Linked DNA regions of Homo sapiens: region 2 is linked to region 1. A link is a loop called in an ENCODE intact Hi-C map of the cell type or tissue named here. Cell type or tissue: ovary. All regions are shown on one strand. Links, peaks and the distances in the headings refer to the core of each region. The heading gives the core; the rest is flanking DNA. Region 1 overlaps ASIC1 (acid sensing ion channel subunit 1). Region 2 holds the start of AQP6 (aquaporin 6).

What was found. A loop is a pair of places that touch in the nucleus more often than their neighbours do. Peaks named below come from ENCODE experiments on the same cell type or tissue, not always from the same donor. Only the 100,000 strongest peaks of a DNase experiment are listed, where the experiment ranks them.
Region 2: a loop joins it to region 1, with 4 times the contacts of the local background. A loop is called at or near these places in 104 of 110 quality-filtered maps.

Annotation. Positions count from the first base shown.
Region 1 is chr12:50,066,412-50,076,037 of GRCh38, forward strand. The region is part of intron 3 of ASIC1 (acid sensing ion channel subunit 1); the gene reads left to right. Among named protein-coding and RNA genes, the nearest start is that of ASIC1, 14 kb to the left of the region's middle. RefSeq lists enhancers at 8,658-8,927, 8,948-9,047, 9,178-9,227. In ovary, for the core only: a CTCF peak has its summit at 4,277 (motif pointing left); a DNase peak (open chromatin) is centred at 4,290.
Region 2 is chr12:49,969,941-49,979,566 of GRCh38, forward strand. It overlaps AQP6 (aquaporin 6), which reads left to right and starts at 3,007. Exons shown (of 4, transcript NM_001652.4): 1 at 3,007-3,635; 2 at 4,384-4,542; 3 at 4,806-4,886; 4 at 5,525-7,199. The coding sequence starts at 3,234. The coding sequence ends at 5,731. LOC105369764 (a long non-coding RNA gene) reads right to left here and starts at 5,565. Exons shown (of 3, transcript XR_001749143.2): 1 at 5,358-5,565. In ovary, for the core only: no CTCF peak of the experiment used is centred there; DNase peaks (open chromatin) are centred at 3,281, 4,421, 4,831, 5,711 and 2 weaker places.

The DNA of each region.
Region 1 (9,626 bases), core at 1-8,000:
GCAGGAAGGGCAAGAAAGGGTATAGAGAAGAGACCCTAGGAATCCCGTTCCCAAGTTGAGTAGGCCTAGTTTTTTGATGCTTTTGTCTTTTCATTGCATCATCAGGCCAAGTGCCAATCTTAGGTGAACCCACCACTGGCTTTCCCCAGGGTCACACCAGGGCAGTCAGGACCTCCCTGAGGAAGTCACATACCAGGGCAGCTTAGTATCACATTGCGTTCATGCTCAACATCCTTAAATGGGCGTGCAGTGCTGCCTGGCAACCCCACTGTGTTTTCCTGGTCAGCTTGCTCTCTCTGATGACTACTTCGAACTTCTCCACTCTTCTCAGTCACCCTTCCTAGCTCCTCTCTCACCCTCAGCGGATGACCTTGGCTACCACTTACTTCACTGAGAAAATAGAAGCCTCAGACAAGATCTTGTCCTTCTTCTGGGTACCAAGCCCTAGAAGGGAACATTCATCTTATCTAGGATAAAGTCTCAACCTAGAATTTTCATCTTATTCCCTCTGCCTTTTTAAGATCTTTCTCCTGCTAATTCTGTCTCTCCCTGCTCTACAGTTGGTCGCTCTTTCTCAAGTGAAACCCCATTGACAATGAAACATGCTGAAGATGCTCTTGTCTTAAAATACATAGCTGTAACGACAGCTAACATATATTGAGAACTTGCTATGTATCGGTCTTTGTGCTAAGATAAAAACTAAAACATGTGTCTCTCAACTCCACAGCACCTGCCAGCTCCTATAGTATCTCTCTGCTTCCCTTTACAAAGTTCCTAAAAGTGATATGTTTATTTCACTGTTTCTATTTCCTCATCTCTAACTCACTTTCTGATCCACTCCAGGCTGCCTTCTTCCCCCATCATCACCATTCCTCCTAAATGGTTCTAGCTAAGGCCAGTGGTCACCTTCATGTTGCCGAATCCAGCAAATATTTTTTTTATTATTCTTGATCTCTCAATAGCATTTAAAATAGTTGCCCACCAACTCTTCTGCTGTTGTTTTTTTTTTTTTTTTGAGACGGAGTTTTGCTCTTGTTGCTCAGGCTGGAGTGCAGTGGCACCATCTCAGCTCACTGCAACCTCCGCCTCCTGGGTTCAAGCAATTCTCCTGCCTCAGCCTCCTGAGTAGCTGGATTACAGATGCGTGCCACCATGCGCGGCTATTTTTTTGTTGTTGTTGTATTTTTCGTAGAGACGGGTTTTCTCCATGTTGGTCAGGCTGGTCTTGAGCTCCCGACCTCAGGTGATCCGCCTGTCTCGGCCTCCCGGAGTGCTGGGATTACAGGCGTGAGCCACTGCGCCCGGACCCCACCACCTCTTTTTTGAACTATTCGCTTTCCTGACAATCATACTCTCTTTGTTTTCCTCCTATGTCTACCCACTCCTCTGTCTCTTTGCCAGTTCATTTTCTTCTACTTGGCCATTTAGTGTCATCACTACTCAAGGCTCAGTCTCAAGCTTTAATCTTCTTTTAAATCATAAGAGTACAATGCACCAGCTTGAAAAATTTTTACACTGGTATGTCTTACAGTGTAGTATTTTGCATATTGCATTGGTATAAAACATTTCCAGTACCCCAGAAAGTTCCTTCAGGCTGTTTCCTAGTCAATGCTACCCCATAAGAGTTAACCACTGTTCTAACAGTATAGATCAATTTCCCTCATTCTTGAACTTCTTGGAGTATATGTATCCTCCATACAGTGTATACTCTTTTGTGTCTGTTTGTTTTGTTTTGTTTTGCTTGTGATTACGTCTGTGAGATTTAGCCATGTTGTTGTGTGTGGAAGTGGTTAGTTCTTTTTTGATGCTGTATAGTATCTCATTATATGAATATGCCACAATTGATCCATTCTACTGATGCTAGACATTTGGGTTGTTACTAGTTTTTGGCTCTTATCTATAAAGCTACTATGAACATTTTTGTTCATGTTTTTTGGTTGATATATGCACTCATTTCTCCTGGGCACATGACTAGCTATGGAGCTATGGTTAAGTCATAGGGTATGATTCTGTTTAGCTTTAGTGGATACTGCCAAATCAGACCTTTTTTTCTATCTTTTTTTTAAACTTTATATTCTATTCTTGGGCAGTCTCATCTTCACTCATCACTTCAATTACCATCTACACACTGACAACTGCCAAATTTATGTCTCAGCCCAGCTCTCTCCTCTTAGCATCAGCTCCAGTCGCCAATTTTCCCACTTAACGTCTCTACTTGGATGTCCCTAAGACTCCTCAAAACCTGCATGTGCAAAACCAAAGTCATCATCTTACCTCCCAAACTAGTTCTTTACCTGTGTGCCTGATCTAGTGAGCCACCCACTGTTCACCCCGTCATGCAAACCAGAAATCATCCCTGACACTCCATCTCCCTCACCTGCCTTGACAGGATCTGCCAATTTTGCCTCATAAACATCTCCACTCTACCCCCTGTTCCGGCCCATCCCACCACTGCATGTCTCTTTGGGCCACGGCAATGGCTCCTCGACAGGCCTTCCAGCAGCCCTTCTATATCCTTCACTCTGCAGCCAGAGTGGTCTTTTCAAATCAAAGCTCTGATCACTTGAACGCCTTCCATGGGGAGTCTTTCATTGTCCCTCAGCCAGAATCCTCACCGTGGCCTTTAAGGCCCTGAGTGACCTGGGTCCTCCCTGCCTTTACCCACCTCTCCAGCCACACTTGCCCCTTCTCATCTCTCTCCTTCCAGGCCTTTGCATACACTCAGTTCTCTCTCTGGAATATCCTCCCTCCTCCACAGCGGTAAGCGCTAGTGCGCACGTGCACACACACAAATATATACACACACACACCATTACCTAATTACTCCTCTTTATTTATTTTTTATTTTATTTATTTATTTATTTATTTATTTATTTATTTATTATTTAATTTATTTTTTTGAGACAGAATCTCGTTCTATTGCCTGGGCTGGAGTGCAGTGGTGCAATCTTAGCTCACTGCAACTTCCACATCCTTGGTTCAAGCAAGTCTCATGCCTCAGCCTCCCAAGTAGCTGAGATTACAGTCATGTGTCACCATGCCTGGCTAATTTTTGTATTTTTAGTAGATAAGGGGTTTCACCATGGTGGCCAGGCTGGTCTTGAACTCCTGGCCTCAAGTGATCCGCCCATTTCAGCCTCCCAAAGTGCTGGGATTACAGGCATAAGCCACCGCGCCCAGCCTCCTCTTTATTCTTTAGACTGTAATTCAAACATCATTTCCTCAGAGAAAGCTTCCTTAATTCCCCAGTCTGGGGCAAGTCCCTCTGTCATTCACTCTGATAGAGTCATTTTTTTTTTTCATAGCACTTATGGTTTGCAATTAGATATTTGTTTTTTTCATTTTTGAATTGAGGTCTGTCTTCCCTGTTCGACAGTAAGCTCCATGAGGGCAGGTCCATGATGTGTTCTCCACTGTGTCAATGAGTAAATGCAAGAATGAAGAAGCAAGGGATTTGGAGACAGATGACCTCATTCCAGCCTCCAGCCCACTTCTTGCTCTCCCTAAGACTTGAATAGGCTGGTGTGGCTCAGTTTTCTCACTTGTCAGATGGGAATGAAGTTACTCAAACCTGCTTATTTCACTGGGTTGTGTGAGGATCCCATGAGATAACAATTGAAAACCATGAAGCATTACACAGACATGAGGGGTGGCTGGAATGAAGAAAGGGATATAGAAAAAGTCAGAAACCACTCAGCACACACTGCTAAAGAGAAGGTCTGGGTGGGGGGCGCTGTATGCTTGGACAGAGGGTTCAGGACTGAGTGCAGCTCTGTGTGTGTGTCTGCTTGGGCACCTCTCCAGGGGCCCTCTGTGTATGCCCTTTGACACTTTCCTCATCCCCCAATTACTTGAACAAGATGAAGATGGGAAAGAATGTTAGAAGAATAAGCATTTGTTTGAACAAGCATACAGGCGATGGAGGAGAGAGGACATGCAGTTGGGTGTGTGTGTGTGTTGGGGTGTGTGCGTGTTGGGGTGTGTGTGTGTTGGGGCGTGTGTGTGTGTGTTGGGGTGTGTGTGTCGCCCCACACCAGGGCTGCGTGTCTGTGTGGTAATGTGCAAGTGTGCAGTGTGGTCTTGGTTGCTGTGGGGGAAGAGGTATTCAGTTGCACCCAACTTACTGTCCTTTGGCACTGTCTGTGCGTGCACACCCTTGTCTTTGCTGGGGCTCCCAAGCTGGAAGCTCCCGCTGCCTTAGCTGCTTCCTTCTGGAAATCAATCTACTTCCCCTTCCAAAACATCTGAAGGAGGGGGACAGTGCCCTCTAGTGGGAACGCATGGGCAGCTGCAGCTTCCTCAGCCCAAGCCTCAGCCCCACTCCACCCAAGTCTGGAAGTCCTCTCTGAAGCACTTCCTGGGGAATGCAAAGGAGGAGGCCCCTGCCCTCTGAGAGCTCAAGATCTGGCAGGCAGGAAAAAGATACACACAGGACAGGACACACAGGTTCATGCAGGAGAAGCCTGAGGACAGCAGCTGAAGGTGGGGGAGTCTCTCCTCATCTCTGCAATGACTTATCTCTGGTTGCCCTGGGTGTTCCTGGCCTTCCTTGCTTCCTGTTCCTGCACATGGTCTCTTGGTCCTGCTCTTTTGCTCTCGGTCATTACTCATAGCTGTAGGGCCTTGAGCAGAACTGGACCCTTTAGTCTATTCCCTGGGTGGGCACTAACAGCACCCTGTGGAGTCGGGAGGATTCTTGGAGGAGGTAACATGTGAGTAGGATCTTGAAAAATGAGTAGGAATTCTCCAGATGGAGTCCAGGGAAGGCACAGGACTGTGGATGAGCCTCGTGTGTCTGGGGACAGGTGGTGGTGGCTGGATGCTGGCCTGAGGTGGAGGGTACATTGCTTTCAGCTTTTTTTTTTTTTTTTTTGAGACGGAGTCTTGCTCTGTCCCCCAGGCTGGAGTGCAGTGGCTCAGTCTCGGCTCACTGCAAGCTCCACCTCCTGGGTTCACACCATTCTCCTGCCTCAGCCTCCCGAGTAGCTGGGACCACAGGCGCCTGCCAGCACACCTGGCTAAATTTTTTTGGTTTTTTTTTTTTGTATTTTTAGTAGAGACAGGGTTTCACTGTGTTAGCCAGGATGGTCTCGATCTCCTGACCTCTTGATCTGTCCACCTCGACCTCCCAAAGTGCTGGGATTACAGGCGTGAGCCACCACGCCTGGCTGCTTTCAGCTTTGTGGGGCTACAAGAGAGGACTAAATTTTGCCAGGAGGCAGTGGGGAGTGAGAGAAGGTCTTTACTTTTTTGAGATGGAGCCTTGTTCTGTCGCCCAGGCTGGAGTGCAGTGGTGCGATCTCGGCTCACTGCAACCTCCGCCTCCCGGGTTCAAGCGATTCTTCTGCCTCAACCTCCCAAGCAGCTGGAACTACAGGTGCGTGCCACCATACCTGGCTAGAGAAGGTCTTTAAGCAGAAGAATGGTCAGAGTCACACAACTCGAACTAAAGGTGGGGAGAAACTGCAGGGAGGCAGGGAGACCAGTTGAGAGGCTGTTGTTTAGGCAAAAGAGGAGGGCAGTGGCAGAAAGAGGAGGACAGTGGCTGTTGTTTAGGCCAGTCTGAGGGCAGTGGCAGAAGGATGGAGAGGGGCTAGAGCTCAAGACTCTGCTTCTGAGGCCTCTTTGTCCCTGGCAGCAAAGCTGAGGCCAAAGGTTCCACATCACTCAGTTCTGCTAGAACCTGACACCCTGCCTCACATCCCCAACACACTCTAGGGTCTCTGCAAATGGAGAAGGGAAGATGGTGGGAGCAGGGAGGGAGAAGAGAGGAGGAGGAAGGGGAACATGGCCTGGGGCTAGGGGATGCTTAAGGAATGGGGAGGCCCAAGCAGACCCACCTAGCCCCGGTCTAGCCCCACTGCTCCTCCTCTGGCCCTGCAGAGAAAGCATTAATCTGCTATACCTCCCTCCCCCGCTTCCCCTCCTCCCCTCGGGTCACCTTCTTGGCCCTGGAGACTTGGCTGATGGCTCAAGTTCCTCAACCAGTGGCCCTGAGTAATCAGAACACACAGAGGGGCCAGGGGCCTGGGGGCAGGGAATGGTAAATTAGCGGTAGGGGAGCCTCAGAGACTGAGGCCGGGAGTCTGCAAGGCTGAGGGTTTTGGTGGGAACCCCAAGTTGGTTCCCAATACTCTCTACCTGACCCAGGTCCCCCTGCCCCACCCCCAGCACTGATCTCAATTTCTTCCACCCACCAGAGAATTCCTCGAACAAACTAAACTGTTCGGGGGGCGGGGGGCAGGCCAAAAAGGGTAGTGGTGATCTGCCAGGAAGCTTTCCCACTGCAGGAGACAGGGTCCCTCCCCCTAGTGCCGGGAACTGGTCAGAAATGAGTCTGTGGTCAGTGAGAGACTGCTGCTAATGGAACCTGGGCTGGCCCACAAGCCACAGGAGGGGTAGGGGAGAGGAAAGGAACCAAAATACATCTCAGCATAGGTGGGTAGGACGAGGGCTGGTAATGCTGTCCTGAAATAGAGCTGGGGCCAGGGAGGGAGGGGAAGAGAAACAGGGTCGGGGACTGGAATTGGAGGTCTGAGAGAGTACCTGGTGGTGGGGCACGGAGGGGCTCAGGTATCCCAGAGGAATAACTGGACGAGGGAGAATAAGGGAGAGGACCCAGAATTGGGATGGGGACACTGAGGGATATGCTGAGGAACAGATTGGAGGATGACAGAGAGCATGAGTGTGTGTTGTGTGTGTCCTGGGGGGGTAGGGACTGTGGTCGCTGTGATCATCATGGCAGTGGGTGCAAAGGATGGTGCTAGGTCCCGTCTCACCTGGGAGGGGTGGGTTCCAGGAATCCCAGCCCTAGGCTTTTCCAGGGTTTCCACTCTGTCCTAAACCCTCTCTGTGCTGCCGGAGCTGGTGACAGGAAAGGGGCTCCAGCCCCCTGCTCTCCATCAGCCTCCCTTTCCCACTGCCATCAATTATTCATCAGCCCAGACACCCGCCCTCCCTGGCAGGGCAGGCTGGTCCTCCTCCCATGCCCCGCCCCAGCCACACTGCCACAGAGGCCCTGGTGAGGAAGGACGGCCAGCTGGGCTGAGATACCTGGCTGACGGGCTGGGTGGCTGGCTCTGCCGGACTCTGCCTGGAGTCACATCGCCTTCCCCTCTGGCACCTTCCCCCTTCCTCCTGCAAATCCCTGGCACCAGGAAGCCCCTGGAGAAAATGCCCATCCAGATCTTCTGCTCCATGTCATTCTCCTCTGGAGAGGAAGCCCCAGGGCCCTTGGGAGATATTTGGGGTCCCCACCACCATCAGCAGCAGCAGGACATCTCAGAATCGGAAGAGGAGGAAGAAGAGAAGGAAAAGGAGGCAGTGAGGAAGGAGGCCAGTGAGGGGCATTCACCCATGGACTTGGTGGCCTTTGCCAACAGCTGCACCCTCCATGGCACCAACCACATTTTTGTGGAGGGGGGTCCAGGGCCAAGGCAGGTGCTGTGGGCGGTGGCCTTTGTCCTGGCACTGGGTGCCTTCCTGTGCCAGGTAGGGGACCGCGTTGCTTATTACCTCAGCTACCCACACGTGACCCTTCTAAACGAAGTGGCCACCACGGAGCTGGCCTTCCCGGCAGTCACCCTCTGCAACACTAATGCTGTGCGGCTGTCCCAGCTCAGCTACCCTGACTTGCTTTATTTGGCCCCCATGCTGGGACTGGATGAAAGTGATGACCCCGGGGTGCCCCTCGCTCCACCGGGCCCTGAGGCCTTCTCTGGGGAGCCCTTTAACCTGCACCGCTTCTACAATCGCTCCTGCCACCGGCTGGAGGACATGCTGCTCTATTGCTCCTACCAAGGGGGACCCTGCGGCCCTCACAACTTCTCAGTGGTGAGTGGAGCCCCATGCCTGCCACAGTACCCCAAGAGTGTCTGCCATGGCTGTCCCTGACTGTCACCTCCTGGGGTTGGGGCTGGGGCTGGGGCTGGGGCTGATGACTGTGCTGCCCCCTACCTCATCTGGCTGACACAGGCCAGAGCTCACCCAGGAGTCCGGGGCCTGGAGCTGGGCTGGTATTCCCAGGTCCACACCAGTGCTGCTTTTCCTGTTAGAATCTTGAAACACGTCTGTCTTAGTTGGTATTTTGCTGCTGCCTCCCAACATGTCCTCCAGCTTTACCTGCCCTTCTCAAGACTTCCTCATGGTCCAGCAGGGCCCGGGACCTTGCTCCATCTGTGAGGTCAACCTTTGATCTGTTGGTGGACGCCAGTGCCTGGCCAGTTGTTCACTATTTTGACTAGCACCCATGGACTGAAGCTGGGGTGGGTGCTGCCTGGTCTCTGGTGGTACAAGAGAAGGGAGTGAAAGGGTGACAGTAGAGGGGTGGGGATATCCCCCAACCCCACCCCACCATGGCCCTTGTCAGCATCTCCTGCAGCAGGGACTTCATTGCATCTTCACTTGGTCTTCCTGTGCCCTCCTATGGACGCCCCACCCCCACCAGCTCTGTGTGTGTGTGTGTGTGTGTGTGTGTGTGTGTGTGTGTGTGTGTGTCTGAGGGTAAATAACAGGTCTCTAAATCATATCCCTCTCCCCAGCTTTAAGTGGCCAGGGACCCTCTTCCTAGGGGAAGCTCTCACTGGGAACTGTCCTTCTGCTTGGCCCCCCACCCAGGGGTCCAGGGCTTTCCCTGCTGGGGGGCCACCTGGTACCCCACTGTCTCTCCTAAGTTCATCTTCCAGGTCTGTCTGGCCTGACTGCTCTCCTGCCCCACCAGCTCCCAGATGCCAGGCCTTCCCTGCCCCACACACCCATCCCTCAGTCCTCCACCCCCTCCCTAGCGTAGGGGCAGGGGGTGTCATCATACCCGTGCATCATGGGATGACTGCAGGCATACAGGGGCCTGGGGGTTTGGGCCACTGGGCCTCAGGCCAGGAGCCATAGGAATGTGTCTACCTCTGGGCCCGAGAGTAGAGCAGACAGTTCTCACCCAGGCCCACCAGGTGGCAGCAGCAATCCACTGTACAGCAGCCCTGTCCTCTGAACCGGCGCAAGACAGGGCTGCTAGCCGGCCTCAGACACCTCTAATCCCATACAACTCCGGATGGAGTGTAGGCATGGGCATATGTCCAGCCTGGAGCCTGTGGCTGGGTGCCGCAAGACCTGGTCATGGGGCTGGGGACTAGGAGCCCTTGGAGTTCTCTCTTTGCCTCATCTCTGGACCTCACCCACAAAGTGGGGAGAGCAGTATGTCTCCTCTTCTGGAGGTCAATGGAGGAGGCTGTTCTAGGAAGGGGGAAGGGGGCAAAGACCGTATTCCCTAGTAACCTACTGCCATTGCTGCTCCAGTCTGGCCTGAAACTCTTTTGTCTCTCCCCTGCTCTGGGCTGTATTGACTCACCTTATGACCTGTTTTGTGGACTTTGTCACCATCCAGCAGTAGTAAAAGCACAGCCACCCCAACTTGGGGACATTCAAGGAGGCTGTGGGGAAAAGGCCAAGGATAACTGGTTTACTTTTCTCTTTGCAGCTTTTTAATCAGCACTGTGACCAGGGCTGCACTGGGGCATGGAGTGGGGAGAAGACTGGGGAGACAGCCCCTGGGGCTGAGATATCTTCTGAGGCCCTCCTAGTTTTGCAAAAGCATTAACGCACACACCATGCCCTGGGGGCTCAGTCCCAAG
Region 2 (9,626 bases), core at 1-8,000, 96 kb before region 1:
TGGGTCTGGAGTTTAGGAGAAAGATCTGGGCCAGAGACAGTGTTGAGAGTCGACAGTATCTGCAGGGTGTGGAAGTCACAGGTGGGAACAGGGCTGCCCAGGCACACTCATCAGGAGTGAGGGGCCATGGGCCAGGAGTAGACAAGTCCTGGGCTTAAGGATCAGCAGAAGAGGAGCCAGCCATGGAGGCCACGTGGCAGAGTTGCCCTCACAGAGATGGGAGGACAGCCAGGAGATGTGCCTCAAAGGCAGGGAAAAAGAGGCGTCAGGAAGATGGCCGGCAGCCCATGTGCCACAGTGGGCTGGAGAGGAAATCATGCTGGCCTTTGCCAGAGCGGTTTCGGTAGCCGGGGGCTGGGGGCTGTTGTGCAGTGGATAGGTGGCTGGAACCTTGACTCCAAATCATGATCTTTCACTGCTCCGCGACTACGCAGGCACGTTTATAGGGAAGAAGTCAAGAGAAGGGGAAGCCTGAAAGCCACAGGTGAGACTGGGAAAGGCCAAGAGAGGGTCCCAGTCACTCAAAGGGAGCCAGAAGTCCAAGGAGGGTCCCCCGACCCCGACTTGTACACTGGAGAAGGGCTGCCCCTACTTCAAGGCCACAGGGCAGCTGCAGGTGAGTTTGGCTGGGAGGGAGGATGGGAAGAAGTCTTGCCTGGTAGCTTGGCTTTCTAGGTAGGGTGGGAGGCAAGGGTGGGTGCTCTGCTGAGAGAAAGCCAGAGTGAGTCGAATACTTGAAGAGAGTGGGGGAGGTTTAAAGAATGAGGGGAGAGCTGTGGAAGGATTGCTGAGCAGAGCTGCGATCCCTACTGGGGCCAGAGACCATGAACTTGTCATGGTAGCAGTCTGCACGACTGGGTGAGTTTCTCCAGCAGTGCTCAGCAGCGCAGATGGGGGGCAGAAAGGCGTGGAAGAGGATGAGAACAGAGACACGCAGCAGGGACGGGGTGGAGAGGACAGGGAGCCAGGACCACGGAGCGCTGGCAAGAGCCTGCTCAGGGTGAGATGCCCAGGAGTTCCCTGGAGAGGACATGGTGAAGTCGAGACAGCAGGGAGAACAGAAGGAAATGGGTGAGGGATGTTACTGGGACTCAGACAGGGACTGGGGAGGAACAGAGCCTGTAGTCCAGAGTTAAGATGTTTCTCTTGAAGATATCAGAGGGCTCAGTCCCAGTTGGGGGAAGGTATGAGTATGAGGCTGAAATGCAGCAGACATAGTCATCTGCCCCGGGAAGTCAAGAAGTTTTTATTCATTCATTCAACAAATATTTATTGGGCAGTTACTGTGCCAATCTCTGTGCAAGACACTACATGCAGGGGTGAACAAAACTTGGTTCCCGCCCCCCAAAGGCCTCCCCGCCTTGCCTCACTGGGGAGACACATTCACACCATGACAACACCCTGTGGTGACTGCAGTGTAGGAGAATGCCCAGGTGTGGTGGGAGCACGCAGAAGGGTCCCCACCCAGGAAAGGAGCAAGCGACGTCAAAGCTGAGCCTTTGGAATGGGAGTTACCCAAGCAAAGGGAGTGCAAGGGATCTCCAAGAAGAGGAGAGAGCTTTTTCCAAGGAGAGGCCAGCAAGAGTGTGCATTTGGTGAAACCAGAGGGTAACAGAGTGGGGAGAGGTGAGGGAGAGCTGCAGGGTCCCTGAAGGCAGGCACAGAGCTTCCAGAGGGATGGGAGGCTTGGAAGGGATTTTAGCAGGGGAGCAGCATGATCAGATTTGCATTTTAGCACTTGGGCTGCAGTATGGAAAATTGATTGAAACGGAGCAAGGGAGCAGACAGAGAGACTGGTGAAAGGCTGCAGGGCGGCAGGGGTGGCAAAAAGAGGGCACAGTCAGGAGATATTTAGGATTGAAAATCAGCAGGACTTGATGCTTTTCCTGGATGGGGGAAGGAGGGAGAAAAGGGTCAAGGATGCTTCCCAGATGCCACCAGCTGAGCTGCAGAAAACAAGAGGAGAACATGGGGGTTGGGGGGGGTACCAGGAGACAGGAGGATCACATCTGGAGACAGATTGCGTTTGAGGAGCCTGAGAACAACCAGGGGACATCTGTAGGCAGGTAGATATGCCAGGGATGAGGTCAGGACACCCAGCTACGGTGAAGAGGGGAAGACTGTTATTTCAATAGCTTGGCAGACTCTTCTTAGGGAGGAACACTTTTGTTTGAGAAGATACCTTGCTATCTGCTAGGGTTAAAAGGGGAAAGCCTAGGGCATGGGTGACCATAGGGCCAGGGAAAGCCTAGGGCATGGGTGACCATAGGGCCAGTGCAGCCACAAAAAATGGTTAAGCTGCCTTGTGTGAGAAAGGAGTGAAATCTGTTTGGCCCCTGAGAGGAGGAGAGCAGAGACGGAGGAGCCAAGAAGGGAGGGGAGCGCGGGGGAGGGCAGGGAGGCAGGAGGAAGTGAGTGAAGGGCCAGTGGAAATTTCCCCTGGTGGACAGCAGAGGTGCCCATGGCCTTGTGTGATCTGACGCGGTTTGAGTCGCTGTGGAATAAACCCCTTCTCCACCCGCCCCTCTGCAACCCCACAGGCCACAGTGTCCACAGCGTCCTTGGTAAAGTCGACTGTATTCACATCTGCATTCTGTGAGTGCGGGTATAGGTGGGAGTGGAGGAGGGAACTTACTTTCTGGGTTTACGGGCACGGTGTGGTGTCAGCCCATTTGGAAGCAAAGCCTAGATATGGAGGGGGCCAGACGAACAGGACCTGGGAATGCACAGGACCCCCTGAAGCAGGCCGGGGATCTGAGTGATCTTGCTGTATCTAAGCTGACATTGGAACATGAACAGTCTGAAATCCCATGAGCCCCGCTGCCCTGCACCTGCGACCCTCAGGCTAGACCTTGGACTGTCTACAACACGAGTCAGGCCCAACCCGCCCTGGAAATCATCGTAGGAGGTTCCAGCTCAGTGCCCAGAGACAGCCCCCACATCCCACCCCATCAGGTCAGCTCAGGCTGGAGCAGGCATATGAGCAACACCCCTCATTCCACCCCCATACACATGCATAAGCCCATCCGCCTGCGCCCTGCCAGTCTGACCAGCACAGTCCTGGGGACAGGAGCGTGGTGGAGGAGCTGCAGGTGGGGGCCAGAGAAGCCTCCACAGAGAGCAAAAGCCAGGGTCAGCCAGAGACAGGACACCAGAAGAGACAGGAGATCAGAGACCAGAGGAACAGAGAAGAGGCCCCAGAGCAAGGCAAGGAACGGCCAAGGCACCAGGACATGGATGCAGTGGAGCCAGGGGGACGTGGCTGGGCCAGCATGTTGGCGTGCAGGCTTTGGAAAGCCATCAGCAGGGCGCTGTTTGCAGAGTTCCTGGCCACGGGGCTGTATGTGTTCTTTGGCGTGGGCTCAGTCATGCGCTGGCCCACAGCACTTCCCTCCGTGCTACAGATTGCCATCACCTTCAACCTGGTCACCGCCATGGCTGTGCAGGTCACCTGGAAGGCCAGCGGGGCCCACGCCAACCCCGCCGTGACGCTGGCCTTCCTCGTAGGCTCCCACATCTCTCTGCCCCGTGCTGTGGCCTATGTGGCTGCCCAGCTGGTGGGGGCCACGGTGGGGGCTGCTCTGCTTTATGGGGTCATGCCGGGAGACATCCGAGAGACCCTTGGGATCAACGTGGTAGGTGCAGGGAGGGGCACCTGGAGGGCCAGGAGGCGGGAATGCGCACAAGTGGTGAAGGTGGAGGCCAGGACGGAGGCGAGGGAGCAAAGGAGGAAACAAGTCAGCTGCAGGCTCCACATCCTCCCGGGCTGGGCCCCAGGACCCAGAGGACTGAGACTTTGACCTCAGTCTAGGCAGAATAGAAATGGGATAGTGGCGCGAAGAACAGGTGGAGAAGGAAGAGGCCACATAAAGGAGAAGGAATAGAAGGACCAGGCGTTTAAGGGTAGATGCGGCCAAGGGAGTGCGGGGCCTGTGGGTAGAGAAGGGGACCCCACGGGGACTTCATTTTTCTCCCAGGCTCCACCCACGTCCTCTGCTCTCCGACTGTTCCCAAGTTCTTCCCTCCACCTCGAGGCCTGCCTCACTCGCCCCTTCTCCATTTCGTAACCATCTGTGTTCCACCTTCTTCCCCCAAATCTCCTCCTTCCACACCTGCTGCCAGTCTCCTCTCAAGCAAGCCTCCTGAACCACTGGCCCCAACCAACCCACTGGTGGGGTGGGAGGAGCACCACTCACTTCTGCAGGGAGCAAGGGTCCAGAGCAGATATGGACCCCTCTGCACAGGCCTCCCGAAGTCCTGAAGCTGGGCGGCAGTGAGGTGTCACCCCCCTCCAGCTGAGGAGACCAGGCCCAGTGGCAGGGGTTTCTCTGTCTGTCCGTGGGCAGAGCCCGCGTCTGGTCCAGAGTAACTCCCTCTGTCCAGGTCCGGAACAGTGTCTCAACTGGCCAGGCGGTGGCAGTGGAGCTGCTTCTGACCCTGCAGCTGGTGCTCTGTGTCTTCGCTTCCACCGACAGCCGTCAGACATCAGGCTCCCCGGCCACCATGATTGGGATCTCTGTGGCACTGGGCCACCTCATTGGGGTAAGGAACAGAGGGGACACCGTGCACATGCACACACCGGGTCCGTCCCCGGGGAAACTGTGGAGCCCTGAAGGCCAGGCAGTGTCCCTCCCTGAGCCCCTCGTGCCTTGGAGCCAAAGTGGTACCCCCTGCACTCTAGGCCCAGGATATGGCACTACAGAGGCCGTGGCTGGGGCTAAGGCTCTGAGCCAGGACTGAGAAATGGTCCCCTCTCAGGCCTGCCTTAAACCTTCTCCCACCCTGACCCTGCACTTGCTCCCCAGATCCACTTCACTGGCTGCTCCATGAATCCAGCCCGCTCCTTCGGCCCTGCCATCATCATTGGGAAGTTCACAGTCCACTGGGTGAGCCCCTCTGCTGGCAGCCCTGGGGAGGGAAGGGAGCCTGAGTTGCCTGTAGACGGTGGGTTTCACTTGCAGCTTCCCTAAGCTCAGAAGGCCAGGGTGAATGTCTTGGCTGAGACTTCCTTTCTTTTCGGCTTCAGTTGCCCAGGATACCCAGTGGACTGGCAAGAAATGGGCCAGGGCAGGAGCTGCAGCCTTGGCCCAGACTTTTAAGTCCTGGCTGTTTCCTTATTCACTTTCTCCAGCTGGACCAATTTTCAAACTTGGATAAAGAAAAAGACAAACAGAAATAGACACACACACCAGCAGAGACAGAAACAGCAATAGCCAGGACTCCTGGCTAAAACGGGGGAAGTGAGAGGAAAGAGGCGGGGGCGGGTGAGGAGACTGGCCCCAGGCCCCAGCCACGGCTGCAGAGCCTGGGCTCAGCCCCAGGGAGGGCAGGGAGAGCAAGGGGCAAGGTCCCCTTACCTTGTGGGCTTGGGAAACACGACTCGTGGTTCTCAAATTTAGCACCTTACAGACAGTTGAGGGAGACCTGGGAGATCAAGTCGGCACTGGGGAAGCAGGCAGCGGTCCCAGAGCCACCCTGTGGTCCTGATAGCTCCTGGGTGGGGTGACGACATCCTTCTCCTCAGGTCTTCTGGGTGGGGCCCCTGATGGGAGCCCTCCTGGCCTCACTGATCTACAACTTCGTCCTGTTCCCCGACACCAAGACCCTGGCGCAGCGGCTGGCTATCCTCACAGGCACCGTAGAGGTGGGGACAGGGGCAGGGGCAGGGGCGGAGCCCCTGAAGAAGGAATCCCAGCCGGGTTCGGGAGCCGTGGAGATGGAGAGTGTGTGAAACAGCCTACGCCTGGCCGCGCCCTTGGGCTTCCTGCCTTGCAGGACCTGCCTGGAGGTTCTCCCTGGGGGTGGCGGGAGGGGGAGGCTTGACCTTTTGTCCTGACCAGGTGGGCTGGAGGGGACAAGCCCTATCCCTGGCATTACGTTTCTAGGTAGAATCTGGGAGTGAATTTGTCCCATTCCCTCTCTGTAGGGCTTCCCCACCTCTCGGTGGGACAGAGCAGAGGAAGGCAGGGGATTTAGGATCGCCCTCCCATCCTCTCACCCACTGGACCCCGTAGGAGTCCTGACCCCAGATGCCCAAGTCTTGGGGGAGAAAGGAATGGGAGCCCAGACAGCCACTCTGCTTAGACATGGGAGCTATAGGGACCTCAGGGAGCCCCAGCTTCTTACCCACCCAGGAAACCCTTGGTCCAGAGAGGACAGGCTTTCTGGAGGAATCAGGCCCTGGGACAGCCTCTGAGCTCCTGGGGGTGTTTCTCTGACCTTGGGTGTGGTTTTGGGGGCTATATTTCCTCCTTCAGACTGGGGGCTTCCTGAGGACAGAGACTGCTCTACCAATAGATCTTTGTTTGTTTTGAGACAGAATCTTGATCTGTTACCCAGGCTGGAGTGCAGTGGCATGATCTCGGCTCACTGCAACCTCTACCTCCTGGGTTCAAGGGATTCTCCTGCCTCAGCCTCCCAAGTAGCTGGGATTACAGGCGCCTGCCACCACGCCCAGCTAATTTTTTGTATTTTTAGTAGAGATGGGGTTTCATCATATTGGTCAGGGTGGTCTCAAACTCCTGACCTGAGGCGATCTGCCCACCTCGGCCTCCCAAAGTGCTGGGATTACAGGCGTGAGCCACCGTGCCCGGCCTCTCCCAATAGGTCTTTATTCCTCAATCCTCCAAATGCTCTGGAGAGGCCCCCACCCTTGAGAAGAACTGACACAGAGAAGAACATTTTCTCAGGCTCGTAGAGAGGTGGGATAGAGGAAGGGAGGTTTGAGCCAGACAGGCCTTTCCCAGGGAAGCCTCCTCCCAGGTGCTTGCCCCAGCTCCCACCCCACAGCCCACTCTCAGGCAGGAACAATCCTCAGAGGGGAAGTGCCCATCTAGCCATTGACTCATGACCTGGGTCAAAGAAGCCGTCTCCAGGCTCTCTGTCAGCATTACAGGATCCCCAGAAAGCTGTTGAATAAGCCCTAAGGGTGGTAGGAACCCAGGAGGGACCCAGGAAACTAAGATTTGAGATTCAGTGCCTCTGAAAGACTACCAAAATCTAAGTTGGTTTAATAGTTAAAAGCTGCTGTAGATTTATTCTGCCCACAACTTGGGGGTCCTTTCTGGATCTCGGCTTCTCCAGCTGTAAAATGGACACACAATCCTCCTCCAGGGACTGCTGTGAAATCAAGAAATCGGAAAATACTTTCAGAAGTTAAAATGCTAGAAAAACAACCCCAATAAATGATGATTATTGTTGCTGTTACTGTAATTATTGGGTATGAAGACAATTGCTGTTGGTAATGAGAGGGAGGAGGGGAAAAGAGAGAGAGAAAGATGATTGAGAGGGAGGGAAGAGAGACTGGGTTTTCTCTCACATCATTGGATCTACTTAACCAGGGACCCTGTGTGCTCTTCTCCTGGGTCTGCTGACCTTGAGGCTTTGTGGGTGTGAGGGGCTGTGGGAGGGCCCTGGAATGAAGAGGCGAACCAATAAAATCAGTTCTTCTCATCTCTATGACGCCCATCACCATGGTACCCTAAGATGCAGCAGCCAAATTCATATAAAAGATGGGTCCTGGCGGCCAGGCACGGTGGCTCACGCCTGTAATCCCAGCACTTTGGGAGGCTGAGGCGGGCAGATCACGAGGTCAGGAGATCGAGACCATCCTGGCCAACATGGTGAAACCCTGTCCCTACTAAAATATAAAAAATTAGCCGGGCGTGGTGGCGCGTGATTGTAGTCCCAGCTACTTGGGAGGCTGAGGCAGGGGAATCACTTGAACCCGGAAGGTAGAGGTTTCAGTGAGCCAAGATCACGCCACTGCACTCCAGCCTGGTGACAGAGCAAGACTCTGTCTCAAAAAAAAAAACAAAAAAAACAAAACAAAAGATGGGTCCTGGCCTGGTGCAGTGGCTCCCACCTGTAATCCTAACACTTTGGGAGGCCAAAGTGGGAGGATCGCTTGAGGCCAGGAGTTCGAGACCAGCCTGGACAACATGGCAAAACCCTGCCTCTACAAAAAATTAAAAACTTAGCCAGGCATGACGGCTCAAACCTGTAATCACCAACATGTTGGGTGGCCCAAGCAGGAGGATTGCTTGAGGCCAGGAGTTTGAGACCATCCTGGGCAGCATAGTGAAACTTCATCTCTATTATTTAAAATGAAAAATTAATTAAATTAAAATACAAACAAAAGATAGATCCTTTTTAGTGATGTCTCCTGAGGGACTGGGGATGGGGGAAAGGCTGCCCAAGTCTTCCAAGGGCAGTGTGGCAGGCCCAGCCTGTGACCAGTGCAGTAGCTGAATCCCTGGTGCTCATAGCCCCAGTAGCTGTGCTCAGCGTTCTGTAATATCAGCGCAGATACTACTCACATCTCTCCAAGCTGGGCCCCACTCATCCATCTTCACAATCTCTCAGAGTCCAAGGCTGCCTGTGTCCTTTTATGAGCAGGGAGAGCTGGGTGTCTGTATGTATGCATGTATGAGAGCGTATGTGTAAACAGAGGACATGATTGACTTGCTCAAGGTCACCTGGTTCAGGAGCACGAACACTTAAGGTCTCCCCAGCTCCCAGTTGAGAATTTTCCAAAATAGAGCTCCTGGGGGGTTCATACAAGCTGCAGCCCCAGGAAGGAAGGAAACAGGAACTAGAGGATTGAAGGGGATGGGGGCGTGGAGCTCCTATGGTAGGCTCTTAAGCTCCTTGACAAATGATCACTGCTTTTTGTCCCCAGAGCCAAGCACACACTGGGTGCTCAATATAAGTTTGATGAATGAATAAGGCTGGGCAGTTGGGGAGGATGGGAGGCAGTAATAGATCAAGAGGAGAAAATTTCAGGAGTTACAGCTCCAAATAAGCCAGTATGACAGCAGCTGAGAAGCCTATGCTTCCAGGCAGGGGCTGGGGAGAGGGTGCATCGCCAGATATTTGCTGTTCCACCCACAATTTCAGAGCAGGCTTCACAATGTCTGTCCCAGGAACATACAGGCCAAAATATGAGGGGTTGCCTGAAGAGAAAGCTGAGGGGCTATTTTCACTAACAGTTCTTCAAAGCAGTTCTGTCAGGACAGAGCAGGAGGAAATAAGTTTCCTGAGAAGTGGGGAATTAGGTTAGCCTCTGAAGAGCATCCAAGGTTAGACGTGGAAATAAGTAACCAAAGGTTCGCTTCCCCTCCTCTGGAGCCCTTTAATAGGACAGCAGGCCATCTGTTTGGATGAGGGAAGGGCTGGCCTTTGGAGAGCTGAATCTCAGTAGCTCCAGCTGGGGGAAGCAGGCTTCATTGGCATAGCCCCTGGGCCTGGGTGGGGGCAGGGGACATGGGGAGGACAGAGACCCAACCAGGCCAGCCCTTGGTGTGCATTCCCTTCCTCCTGTTTGTCAGGGAAGTTTTTAATTAATGGTGTATAATCTGATCTGACCCTTCTCCCTGCTGAGCACTGCCTTCAATCAGTGGAGCCATCTGCAATTGCAATTCATAATTCTCCCCAAAGGGAGGGGGACTCGGGCCGGGTGCCTTGGTGATTAATACAATTAGCCTTTTATGTTGATGATTGTCTTAGCAGGAGCAGATGATGCTGTGCTGGGAGCCTGGGCGGTCGCGTCCCGATTGGCTGGCAGGAAGCCCCTCTCCGCTTCCCACCCCCACTTTTCATCTTCGATCTACTACCTCCAGGTATAA